2 separate regions of the Homo sapiens genome follow, and region 2 is linked to region 1. A link is a contact called in ENCODE Hi-C or POLR2A ChIA-PET data. All regions are on one chromosome and are shown on one strand. The core of a region is the stretch at or near the end of the contact, and the rest is flanking DNA. Distances in the headings are between cores, read along the strand shown. Region 1 has its middle 23 kb from the start of SPOCD1. Region 2 has its middle 9.6 kb from the start of TMEM39B.

Region 1 (6,536 bases), core at 1,010-3,509:
GTCACATGCCTGCACCCTAGCTGCAAGGGAGGCTCACTTGGCTCTGAGGAGGAACTCAAGATATCAGGAATCCCACTCCAACGTCTTCCACTTGATTGCTTTCTTGGGTCCCTAGTAAGTAGTTCGAATGCAAAAGAAGTTGGAAATTTTAAGCTAAAAACAAGTTATGTTAAAGAAGAAAAAATCTGGAGAATTTAATTAGAAGTAGTTCTTCACCAATAGACAGCCAATCAACTGTAAGTTCAGGCAAGCTGTCCTGCTGCATCAGAAACGTTTAAAAACCTGTATTCCCAGCTACTGGGGAGGATCGTTTGAACCCAGGAATTCAAGGCTGCAGTGAGCTATGATCACGCCACTGCACTCCAGTCTGGGCAACAGAGCAAGACCTCTCTAAAAACGAAAAGAAAACACACACACACACACACACACACACACACACACACACACACACACAAAAGGAAATGCTGAAAGGATTGCTTTCTTTTCCACAATAAGTAAAAATCCTCCAGAAAACAAGAGGAAAGGAAAGGGAACCAATACTTGTGTGTTTATTGTGTGCTAAGCATTTTACATGTATTCTTTCTTTTAATTTTATTTATTCATTTTTTGAGACAGAGTCTCACAGACAGGAATTTTTTAAATTGTTGAGCAGCAGTGAAAGATAAATGGTCAGTACAGCTTCCTTCCTGTGTCCCTCAATTAGACTGTAAACTCCAGGTAGGCAGGTACCTTGAATATCTTGTTCATCACTGTATCTCCAGCACCTAACATGGAGCCTGTGATGAAGAAACAGATAAAGGAAACGTAAACAATAATAGAACCACCTCAACTTTGAGGCTTCTGGCCAGCTTACCATCTCTCAAGGGGCTACGTCTCCAAACCTTTGGAAGAGCTCTTCCTTATTCATGGAATGTCCGTTCCTCCACACCCCCTTGCCTGATGGTGAAGTTGTCTCTGTCTTTCTATTCTCAGCTTTGACTCACCTCCTCCTGGAGGGTTTCCTTGATGTACACCTCCATGCCTATCACCTCTGTTGGCATCACCACCACATCCTTGCCCTAACAGCTAGTTTTGTATGGTAGTTAAGAAGGCAAGCTCTGAAGTCCAACTGCCTGATTTCGAATACTGGCTTCAGCTCTTATTGGCTGTTGGTGCTTAGGTAAGTCGTGTGGCCATTCTGAGGATCATTCTCCTCGTCTGTAAAATGGGGCTAAAAATAGTAGCTAAATCACAGGATTGTTGTGGTTTTAAATGAGATAGTATATGCAAGTTCTTAGAATGGGGCCCGGTACAGAGAGAGAGGGAGCGTGCAAACAACCTCTGCTGCTGTTGCAATTCTTTACTCTTCTAGAACTTAGCAGGGCAATATTGTAATTGTTTTCCAGTTTGTATTCCCAACTTAACTGAGGCCTTCTGGAGTCAGGAACTGGAGTGTCCTTTACTCCCATACCTCTTCATGCACCTGCCATCCAGATCAGATGTTCACATAATATTTGTTGTATAAACTCAAAGAAATCACAAATGCAAAGATGGAAAGATAAAACGTTTAGGGTGTGTATAATAGAAAAATAACTAAAACTAAAATGTCACCTGGGAGTGGGGAAAATGGAAAATGGCTAATAGCTACGTGGTGTAAAGATTTTATACACATCAATAAAAAATATCTGAGTTGCTAAGACAGATGGGTACAAAGGTCATGAGCAGGCAATTTAAGTAACTAAATAGAAATAGTAAGTAAAATATGGAAGAATACTCAGTCTTCCACAAATGAGCTACAAATGATAGCAACAGTATCATAGAATGCAGAATTAAATATAGAACCATCCATAACTGAGAAATGTCCAATGGCAGAAGAATGGTTACATAAATAATGATATATTGGCTCAATGGCATGGTGTTCCACCATAAAATAATTATGAAAATGTTGAAACGAGTGTTTATGACATAGAAAGTTTGCAAGCAGATTGCAGAACTAAACTTAAAGCATCATCACCGTGTGCGAAATGTTCATCTGGACTTGATCGAAGCTTGGCAGAGAATATAAGAAAATGAACACAGTTGCCTTGATAAAAGAGAGAAACCTTACTGAGTGCCCCCATAGCCCTGACTCCATGCCCAGGGCTTATACACATACGATCTCACTGAATCCTCCAGTTCTCCCCAGCTCCCTGTGAGCTAAGAGTCATTCCCCTTTACAGGTAAGGCAGCTAAGGCAAAGAGAAGGGCAAGAAAACCTGCCTGAGGTGGTGCAGGCAGTAATTAGCAGAGAGGCGTGCCAACCCTGGTGTGTTGGACTCCATGTTCGGTGCTCTTTCCAACTCATCAGATGTGTAAGATGGATGTGATCCAATAGTTTTATTTCTCTTTAAACATTGCCTTTAGTGCTGTTTAAATGTCACTTGCGCAATTAAAACACAATTAAAAGAAAAACCAAAGCTGTCTCAGGAAGGCAGCTTAGTCTCTGTTCCTCCAGAGAGCTCCATGGACCAGAACCCCACCCTGCTCCTGGTCGACACTCATGGTTTTGCCCAAACAATCCCAGGACACAGCCCTGCTGAATTTTCTGTCCCTCTTCATTGGATTTAAAGCCCACAGGAGGCATCTGGCATTTCCTCCACCCCTCTCACCAAGACTCTCCTTTCATTTGAAGGTGCCCAGGAACTCTAGTTACCCGTGTCATGGGGACCCCAGTACTATTGTCAGTATTTCAGAAAGCCAAATAGAAATTGTGCTATCATCCTAACAAGGCCTTGTGGGCTGACAGAGTGCCCCTACTGTCCATCCTTGGATGAAAATGTGTGCTGACCCTGTGCGCCAGGAAAAAACGTACAGAATCCCAGGTTGCTGAGTTTAGGGGAGTCAGGGAGGTCTCCCTGGGGAGTGGACTTTTCCAGCTGAGATCTGGAGGGTGAGTAGGAGTCAGCCAGGCGAAGAACAGAAGAAAGAGGCTCACTCTGTTGTCCAGGCTGAAGTTCAGTGGCACAATCATAGCTCATCATAACCTTGAAGTCAAACCAAAAGTAACATAAAAGAGAACGCACTGATGCAACACGTAAGATAGAAATGAAGAAAGAAAAATTAAATGAGAAAAAAATTTTAAAGTTTAAATGATAAGAGAGAAAATGTGAGACCCTGTCTCTAAAAACAATAAAATAGGCCGAGCACAGTGGCTCACACTTGTAATCCCAGTACTTTGGGAGGCAGAGGCGGGCGGATCACCTGAGGTCGGGAGTTTAAGACCAGCCTGACCAACATGGAGAAACCTCGTCTCTACTAAAAATACAAAATTAGCCAGGAGTGGTGGCACATGCCTGTAATCCCAGCTACTCGGGAGGCTGAGGCAGGAGAATCGCTTGAACCCGGGAGGCGGAGATTGCGCCATTGCACTCCAGCTTGGGCAACAAGAGCGAAACTCCGTCTCAAAAAAAAAAAAAAAGCCCTGAGGCAGGAAAGATGGGGAGCTTTCAAGAAAATGAAATGAAAGACGCACTGTGGACCATGTGTGGAGGCTCACGCCTGTGCTGGCTCACTCCCAGCACTTTGGGAGGCTGAGGCGGGCAGACCGCTTGAGGTCAGGAGTTCAAGACCAGCCTGGCCAACATGGTGAAACCCCATTTCTACTAAAAATACAATGACCCCAAAAAACCATATACACATGTCAAAGTCACTGAAGAAGGAAACTCAAATAATGGTATCAAAACAATATTCTATAATATAATGATCCACATCAAAATATATTCTATTGGCCAGGCACAGTGGCTCATTCCTATAATCCCAGCACTTTGGGAGGCCGAAGTGGGTGGATCACCTGAGGTCAGAAGTTCAAGACCATCCTGGCCAACATGGAGGAACCCCATCTCCACTAAAAATACAAAAAATTAGCTGGGCGTGGTGGCACATGCCTGTAATCCCAGCTCCTCCGGAGGCTGAGGCACGAGAATTGCTTGAATCCAGGAAGCAAAGGTTGCAGTGAGCTGAGATTGCACCACTGCACTCTAGCCTGGGCAACAGAGCAAGACTCTGTCACACACACATGCACACACACACACACACATATATATGCTATTTAAAAAGTATTAGATTTTAAAGTTAAGAAAGATTCCTTTGAGAATCTAAACATAAAGGAACAAGTTACTTAAAAATCCCAGGCTGGCCTCTGGCTTCTTTACAGCAACATCCAGCATTAGCATACAATAGACAGATACCTACAAAGTCATCAAGGAGAGAAAGTGTGACTCAAGAATTTTATTTTCAGCCAAACTGTTGTTGAAGGAGAAAGGCAAAAGACAAAATTTTTGAACATGTGTGGGAAGTTTGGAGGCTGAGGCAGCTGCACAGTCTGGATTTGTTGGAAGAATAGGATTTTTTTCCTTATGGTGACCCAGAGTTTTACTTAGGGGTTCATTCACACATTTATCCAACAGATTTTTTTTTTTCTCTCTCTCTCTCTTTTGAAACAGGGTCTTGTTCTGTTGCCCAGGCTGGAATGCAATGACGTGATCACGGCTCACAGCAGCCTGGACCTTCTGGGCTCAAGCGATCCTCCCACCACATTCCCCCAACCCGAGTAGCTGGGACCACAGGTGTGTGCCACCATGCCGGGCTAATTTTTTTTTTTTTAATTTTTTGTAGAGATGGGGTCTCCCTAGTTTGCCCATGCTGGTCTTCAACTCCCCGCTCAAGTGATCTTCCTGCCTCAGCCTCCCAAAGTGTTGGGATTACAGGCATGAGCCACCATGCCTGGCTTAAACAGATTCTTAAAGACTAGAGAAGGTGTTGGGCCCTGTGTCCGGAACTGTCTTATACCAAATGCTAAGAAGGGTGAGGGGAAAGTGTCTTTGCAGAGATGAGTTGGCCTTTGAAGGTGAGTCAGAGTAACTGAGAGGAAGGGGATCCCAGGCAAAGAAAAGGGCATGAGCAGTCGGGCGCGGTGGCTCACGCCTGTAATCCTAGCACTTTGGGAGGCCAAGGCGGGTGGTTCACGAGGTCAGGAGATCGAGACCATCCTGGCCAACATGATGAAACCCTGTCTCTACTAAAATACAAAAAAATAGCTGGGGGTGGTGGCACGCGCCTGTAATTCCAGCTACTCAGGAGGCTGAGGCAAGGGAATTGCTTGAACCGGAGAGGCGGAGGTTGCGGTGAACCGAGATCGCACCACTGCACTCCAGCCTGGGCAACAGAGCAGCCTCCGTCTCAAAAAAAAAAAGCAAAATAAAAAAGAAAGAAAAAGGAAAGGGCGTGAGCAAAGGCAGTGGGCATGGAGGCACGGAGCAGATATTCTAAGGCAGAGGCCAAGCTGTCATCATGGATAGGACCTGAAATGTCCAGGTGTTTGGAATGGGAGAAATGGGTAAACCCGGAAGGCTCAGGGTTGGGAAAGAGGGAGAGAGCCTGGACACTGGTCTTTCAAGAGGCTCAAACTTGGCTGGACGCAGTAGCTCACGCCTGTAACCCCAGCAATTTGGAAGGCCGAGGCAGACAGATCACTTGAGACCAGGAGTTTGAGACCAGTCTGGCCAACATGGTGAAATCCTGTCTCTACCAAAAGTACAAAAATTAGCTGGGCTTAATGGCGCACGCCTGTAATCCAGCTACTCGGGAGGCTGAGTCAGAAAAATTGCTTGAACCTGGGAGGTGGAGGTTGTAGTGAGCTGAGATTTCGCCACTGAACTCACTCCTGCCTGGGCGACAGAGTGAGACTCAATCTAAAAAAAAAAAAAAGCACCAGCACCGCACATGTATACATATGCAACTAACCTGCACATTGTGCACATGTACCCTAAAACTTAAAGTATAATAATAATAAAATAAAATAAAATTTAAAAAAGGCTCAAACTTTATCCCACAGGCAATGTGGAGCCATAGAATGAGTGAAGCAGGAAAACTCAAGGAGACAAGGAGATATCTTGAAACCTTCGCAATGAGAAAAGGTTCGGAGATTTTGTGAGAATTCAGCCATTCCCACAATTGCTTATAACAGTCATACCTAACGGTGCACACTAGAATCATTTCCTGCAAAGTCAGGAACAAGGCAAACTTGCCTACTATTGCTACTTTTTGTTCAGCGTTGTATTGAAGCCTCCCACCAGCACAGAAAAAGAAAGACCTTAAGGATTACTGTGACCATCTACGTATTTTTCATTGCTGAGTCAAAGAAGGTGCTTGTATATTTCCCTCTTTCTTCATCTTTATGTTTTTCCTGGAGTTTTAAATTGTCTTTCTTTTGTTCTTACACTATCTGCCTTTATTACTGAGGGCAGAAACTTCCCAACAAATTGGAAAGGTGGATATTCCTATTTCCTTTCTACAGATAGAGGAGGCTCAGAGGAATTGGCAAAGTCCACAGGAAATACACAGTGGAGCTGGGATTCTTTTTTTTTTTTTTTTTTTTTTTTTGAGACGGAGTCTCGTTCTGTCGCCCAGGCGGGAGTGCTGTGGCGCGATCTCCGCTCGCTGCAAGCTCCGCCTTCCGGGTTCACGCCATTCTCCTGCCTCAGCCTCCCGAGTAGCTGGGACTACAGGCGCCCGCCACT
Region 2 (6,536 bases), core at 1,419-3,918, 220 kb after region 1:
CTGGGAAGCCCCCTAATAGGGAGCTTTCTTAATTTTCTACCTTGTGTCTTTGCAGCTATCAGAGGACTCCTGAAACCTGGAGAGCTACCTGCTGTATAAAGGCTGGCCTGAGGGCATTTGCTGAACACAGAGAAACCCAGGAGAGGAGATCAGCAGTTTTCTTTCACTCTACTTGATCTGTCAGATTTACCCACAGAAAGCCAGTCAGGATCCCTTAAGAGTCTTTAGGCCCAGAATGGAGTCCTCAGGGCTGCAGGGGACTGTGGTGCTAACAATTAAACTGTTCAAGACTTTAAAGAGTTGAAGGGGACTAATGGGTATCCCTAGCATGGCCTCCTAGATGGGAATTAACTGGCAACTCCTACTGTGCCATTCCCAGTATGTGTGCTTCCCTTTAGCCTCCCATAGAATTGGCTGAAACACCCTACCACCGTTTTCTGTTTCCCCACTACCACACCTGTGTTATGGGTGTCAGCCTGTGAGTCCTTGAACCCTTCCAGAGGGCTCCCAAGGGAGGGTGATCACTGCCCTTCCATAAAAGGCTGAGGAAAGCCAAGTGAGAAGATTCAATTAATTTGGGCAAGTTATTTAACATCTGAACCTGTTTTTCTCTTCATTGTTTATTACTTACCTTGTCCAAAAAGGTCATAAAGGGTAGGGCTTTTTCTGTTCCACCTCTGTACTATATTTCTCCCCAACAAATATCTGCCCCTGAGGACCTCAATAAAGGTTTGGTCAAGTGATGAATGGTCCCACTCTGGTAGCTTCTATCAGCTTTGGGAGAGAGCCAAAGCCCCCTTGTTTAGCTCTCACTTTCCTTCCAGCTATACTAGGCCAGCTATTTGTTCTGCCATTTTCCCTTGAAGGATTGGAAAGTCAGCCTTTGATAGGCTTCTGGTTTCCTCTGGCCTATTTCTAGGTTGATTTATACTCAGCTTCCTGAGAGGCTAGGGACCTCTGATACTGTACTCTTCCCTAATGCCTTCTGGTTATTTATCCTAACAAAGGAACAAGGGGAAGGACTGAGTTTAGGGAGAGAATAGAGCCTATCTGCATTTTAACTGTGCCTGGGGCATTCTAGTGAGCTTGGATTCATCCTTAGCAGGAACAGAAGTATAATGGAAAGGGATTCCTTAAAGTCAGTTGATTTACACTGGGCAAGCTATTTAATCTCTGAGCCTGTTTCTGTCATCATTGTTGATTACTGTAAATAACAGCTAATAATTTACTGATTTCTTAGTATGTACCAGGAAAATAAGAAAAACTGAGACTCAAGGAGGATAAAAAATTTGCCTATGGTTAGAAAAAGACTTCATGGTCTATACTATCAGACTTCATGGCCTATTCTTTTGACCTGTTTGTACCTCTCACAGCCACAAGTGCTTTGAAATATTAAAGCATTATGTTTGCATGAGGGGTTCGTCTAGGATGACAGATCATCTAGGTTTACCCAAGAGAGAGTTTCTGGGATATGGGACTATCCAGTGCTAAAACTAGAAAAGTCACAGGCCAGCCTCGATGAGTTTGTCACCCTGTTGTTTACATTGGATGCTCTGAGTCCAGGGCTGACAAGGGAGGAGTTTGGGGTGGGGAATTAGGGAATCAGATGGCATCTTCATCATATATAAATGGAGGCACAGAACCTGAGTCACTGACTGAGGAGCTGGTGTTAGGTTCCTAGATCGCTATACCTTCAGTCTGCTAGGATTTCTACTCGGGAGCCACAGAATTTTATAGGAAAGCTTACAGGGCTGAAGCCAAACAGATCTGAATTCAAATCCCAGCTCATCATTTGCATATTTCCAGAGCTTGTTTTAATTTTTTTTTTTTTTTTTTTTTTTTTTTTTGCTTTAAGAAGAGCTGTAGGGCCTGTTTACTCCATCAAAGTAGGATAAGAATTGCTACCTACTGGCCAGGTGCGGTGGCTCACGCCTGTAATCCTAGCACTTTGGGAGGCCGAGGTGGGCAGATCACGAGGTCAGGAGATCGAGACCATCCTGGCTAACATGGTGAAACCGCATCTCTACTAAAAATACAAAAAATTAGCCGGGCGTGGTGGTGGGCGCCCCTAGTCCCAGCTACTCAGGAGGCCGAGGCAGGAGAATGGTGTGAACCCAGGAGGCGGAGCTTGCAGTGAGCCGAGATCGCGCCATTGCACTCCAGCCTGGACCACAGAGCAAGACTCCATCTCAAAAAAAAAAAAAAAGAATTGCTACGTACTGAATGGGATCTGAGAAGCAAATGATGTGTTTGAAATGCCTGGCATGGGGTCTAGACACAATACTGCTCAACCTTTAAGTTTCCTTCCTCCTTTTTTCCCAGGCTTGTGGGTCTTATCCAGTCCTGTCACCTGTCACAGTCTTCGTCCTCCTCCTGTTACCACTTATGGCCCTTGGGATCTTCCTTTGAGAGCCCTGACTTGTTGGGCTTGGCCCACCCACCCAGCTGCCCTGTATGTCAGTCACCTCCCCTGTAAGCTGAGAAGGGATGACATCAGCCTTTCCCTCTTCCCCCCTCCCAAGCCTCTAGGCTGTTTTGAGCCATAAATATTTTAGCTGGGCCTTTCTCTGGCTGTTGCCAAGGTGATGGGCTCTCAGGGGACTGGGGTGGGAGTGTGGAGGTAGGGCTGGCAGCCTGGGGCCTGGCAGCAGAGCTGGCCCTGGAGGAGTGGGTATGAGGCCTGGCCAAGAGCCAATGCTTGCAGCTTGACAAGCAGGCTGTTGCTCTACCTGCTTGCCTTCCCTTTCCTCAGCCCCTCAGAGCCACTCCTATTGCCTACAGGCCCACTTCTGCCCTTGGCTGCTGCTCTTCGACCTCAGGTAAATTGTTCAATGTCCCTAGGCTTTCATTTTAACATTCGTAACAAAAATCCAAGAAAGCAAAGGAGGTTTTGTAAAAATGCTGTAAGATGCCAGGCTAGTGAATCATGATTGGAGAAGCTAGGTCCCACTGCCCTTTCTGATAGACCTAAAGGCTGAGGTCTTGATGCCATGTGGATGTCACCCTAAAGACAGCTCTTAGATATGCCACTCTCTCCCCTTCCTCCTTCCCCACGATGCACCCCCTGCTCTTTAGAAATTTTCTAAAGTTCCCGGGCCAGCTAGATGACCTGGCCTGCCATGGGGTAGCCCAGGAAGGAGTTGGGCCTGGTGGCTTATGAGCAGAGTTGAGAGTCTCTTTTGCTTGAGATACAGAAATTCAGGTCCCTAAACTAGATCTGGCCCTCATCCTTACCCACCTCACCTCTTTCCTGGTGACCTTACATCTGGCTAGCTGCTAAATTCTAGGTTGTGGCAGCATGCCCCACCCCCTCTCCTTGGGATGGGTCTAAGAAGGCCCATAGAGGAGGCACTGGGATCCATTCCCTACCCTACCATTGAGAATCGCTGCAGTTGTATCCAGGATTCCACATCTTATGCCCAGCTTAATTTCTCTGTTGTACTTGGAGTTGAGATTCCTTTGTATCAGGCTCTCTCTGGTGGTTAAGATGTGCATTACAGAAAAATAAGATAAATGAGAGACTGAATTTCAGGCCACCCTGAGAGGTGGGGATAGTTTACACTAAGGAAAAGAATCTGTGTCTCCAACTCCTAATAACATCTGCTCCATTTGTCACAGGATATCTCTCCCATGTGTTTGCTTCTCTCCATTAATCCTCACAACATAGTAATTTTCCTAATTGTACAGATGAAACAGGCTTAGAGAGTTGAAATCAAGTCCAAATTCTTTACTGTGTGTAACATTCAGGATCATCAAGTGATCTGAATTGAACCTATTTTTCCAACCTCATCTTCAGTTATTCTCAAGCCAAACTAGACTCACCCTTCTGGAACATAGCCTACTTTACAGTTCTCTCTATCTTAATTACCTTAAATACATTACCTGCCAAAATCTTATCTCTTTTTAAACTAAAGAAATGTGACATTTTCTGGGTTTTCTATAGTTTACATATATTTGTAATATAAGATGTGGGAAGACAAATGTCTGGATAAGAATGGGGGTAGGGGGATTGCCTGACAGGTGGGAGGTTGTGTGGGGAGACTAATGTATACATGGAGTGAGAATGGCCCAGGAAACTGGAAGAACATGAAGACACCTGGATTCTCTGGTATTGAAAATCAGATGTAAGTATTCTTGCTGGCAAGAGAAGGTGAAAGCAAATCCCTGGTGGGCTGGGACCGGGCTGCAGGTGACATTTTTTTCAAAGCCTTCAATCTTAAATTCACATTAGTTTGTTTTGTTTGTTTGAGATGGAGTTTTGCTCTTGTTGCCCAGGCTGGAGTGCAATGGGACGATCTCGGCTCACCACAGCCTCTGCCTCCCGGGTTCAAGCGATTCTCCTGCCTCAGCCTCCTGAGTAGCTGGGATTACAGGCATGTGCCAACATGCCCGGCTAATTTTGTATTTTTGGTAGAGACGGGGTTTCTCCATGTTGGTCAGGCTGTTCTCAAACTCCCGACCTCAGGTGATCCGCCCGCCTCAGCCTCCCAAAGTGCTGGGATTACAGGTGTGAACCACCGCGCCTGGCTTGTTTTTGTTTTTGACACAGGGTCTCGCTCTGTTTCCCAGGCTGGAGTGCAGTGGCACAATCTCAGCTCACTGTAACCTCCACTTCCCGGGTTCAAGTGATTCTCATGCCTCAGCCTCCTGAGTAGCTGGGATTACAGGTGCACAACACCACACCTGCCTAATTTTTGTGTTTTTAGTAGAGGTGGGATTTTGCCATGTTGGCCAGGCTGGTCTTGAAGTCCTGGCCTCAGGTGATCTGCCCATCTTGGCCTCCCAAAGTGCTGGGATTACAGGCGTGAGCCATCATGCCCAGCCCACATTAGTTTACTTTGTACTTTACAGTATATCCATGTTTTAATAAAAATAGCTAATGCTTCAATAGCACTGAATGTATGTCAGGTTCTAGTCTAAATACTTTACATAGATTCTCAAACCCATAAGGCTTGAGGAAACTGAGACCCAAAAAGGTTAAGTAACTTGCTAATGTCATACAGCCAGTAGGTGATGGGGCTAGGAAGTCTGGCTCCAGAGAACGTGTTCTTAATGACTGCGATTTGATGTTGAAAATTCTGCCTTACAGGCCGGGCGCGGTGGCTCACGCCTGTAATCTCAGCACTTTGGGAGGCCGAGGTGGGCAGATTACAAGGTGAGGAGATCGAGACCATCCTGGCTAACGTGGTGAAACCCCGTCTCTACTAAAAAATACAAAAAATTAGCCAGGCCCGGTGGCAGGCACCTGTAGTCCCAGCTACTCGGGAGGCTGAGGCAGGAGAATGGCGTGAACCCAGGAGGCGGAGCTTGCAATGAGGCGAGATTGCGCCACTGCACTCCAGCCTGGGCGACAGAGCGAGACTCCATCTCAAAAAAAAAAAAAGAAAAAGAAAATTCTGCCTTATATTTCCATTGAATAAAACTGACATTCCAGAAAGCTGCATTGTGTTTTATCCTGTGGATTCATCACTTCTGTGTACCACCAGAGGTCTGCATAGTCTGGTCTGAAAACTGCTGATTTAAGGCCAGGCGCAGTGGCTCATGCCTGTAATCCCAGCACTTTGGAAGGTCGAGGCGGGCGGATCACCTGAGGTTCAGGAATTCGAGACCAGCCTGGCCAACATGGCGAAACCCCAACTCTACTAAAAATATGGAAATTAGGCATGGTGGTGGGCGCCTGTAATTCCAGCTACTCAGGAGACTGAGACAGGAGAATCGCCTGAACCCGGAAGGCAGAGGTTGCAGTGAGCCGAGATCGTGCCATTGCACTCCAGCCTGGGCAACAAGAGCAAAAGTCCATCTCAAAAAAAAAAAAAAATGCTGATTTATAGGACAGATTTGGGCCAGGTGTGGTGGCTCCATTTTGTAAACCCAGTGATTTGGGAAGCCCAGGCAGGAGGATCATTTGGGCCCAGGAGTTGAAGACCAGCCTGGGTAACATAGTGAGACCCTGTCTCTACAAAAAAAAAAAAAAAAAAAAAAAAAATTTTTTTTCTTTTGAGATGGAGTCTTGCACTGTCGCCCAGGCTGGATGGAGTGCAATGGTGCAATCTTAGCTCGCTGAAACCTCCACCTCCCAGCTTCAGGCAATTCTCCTGCCTCAGCCTCCCAAGCAGCTGGGATACAGGTGCACACCGCCATGCCAGGCTAATTTTTTTTTTTTTTTGTACTTTTAGTAGAGACGGGGTTTCACTATGTTGGCCAGGCTGGTGTCGAACTTGTGATCTGCCCACCTCGGCCTCCCAAAGTGCTAGGATTACAGGCCTGAGCCACCGCGCCTGGCCAGTTTTTTTTTTTTTTAATTAGCCAGGCACAGTGGTGTGCACCTGTAGTCCTAACTACTCGGGAGGCTTACGTAGGAGGATAACTTGAGCCCAAGAGTTGGAGGCTGAAGTGAGCTATGATTGCACCACTACATTCTAGCCTGGGTGACAAAGTGAGGCTGTGTCTCTAAAAAACAGGACAGATTGCCAGCTTTTGGCCACAGTCCCAAAATAACATGACCAAAGAAGAGATCTCAGCTTCCAGTACCCAGT

What was found. Hi-C counts contacts between places; a loop is a spot of excess contacts on that map. ChIA-PET counts read pairs that join two places held with the same protein, here RNA polymerase II (POLR2A). Pooled maps may share reads with other maps.
Region 2: a loop to region 1 is called in a map with no recorded cell type, with 2.7 times the contacts of the local background. The contact joins two enhancer-like sites. A Hi-C loop is called at or near these places in 1 of 168 maps with a recorded cell type or tissue (K562), 3 of 37 single-sample maps with no recorded cell type and 7 of 50 pooled maps. POLR2A ChIA-PET finds 5 or more read pairs at or near these places in 5 of 52 experiments (GM12878, HEK293, OCI-LY7 and 2 more).

The regions. Positions count from the first base shown.
Region 1 is chr1:31,835,637-31,842,172 of GRCh38, forward strand. No RefSeq gene overlaps it. Among named protein-coding and RNA genes, the nearest start is that of SPOCD1, 23 kb to the left of the region's middle. RefSeq lists a silencer at 2,696-2,879. Within about 2 kb of position 2,260, at least 3 of the 41 ENCODE cell types and tissues checked have a DNase peak (open chromatin) inside an H3K27ac peak, as active enhancers do.
Region 2 is chr1:32,060,108-32,066,643 of GRCh38, forward strand. It overlaps a transcript of KHDRBS1 not described here. Among named protein-coding and RNA genes, the nearest start is that of TMEM39B, 9.6 kb to the right of the region's middle. RefSeq lists enhancers at 734-1,346, 2,361-2,655 and a silencer at 3,301-3,595. Within about 2 kb of position 2,669, at least 23 of the 41 ENCODE cell types and tissues checked have a DNase peak (open chromatin) inside an H3K27ac peak, as active enhancers do.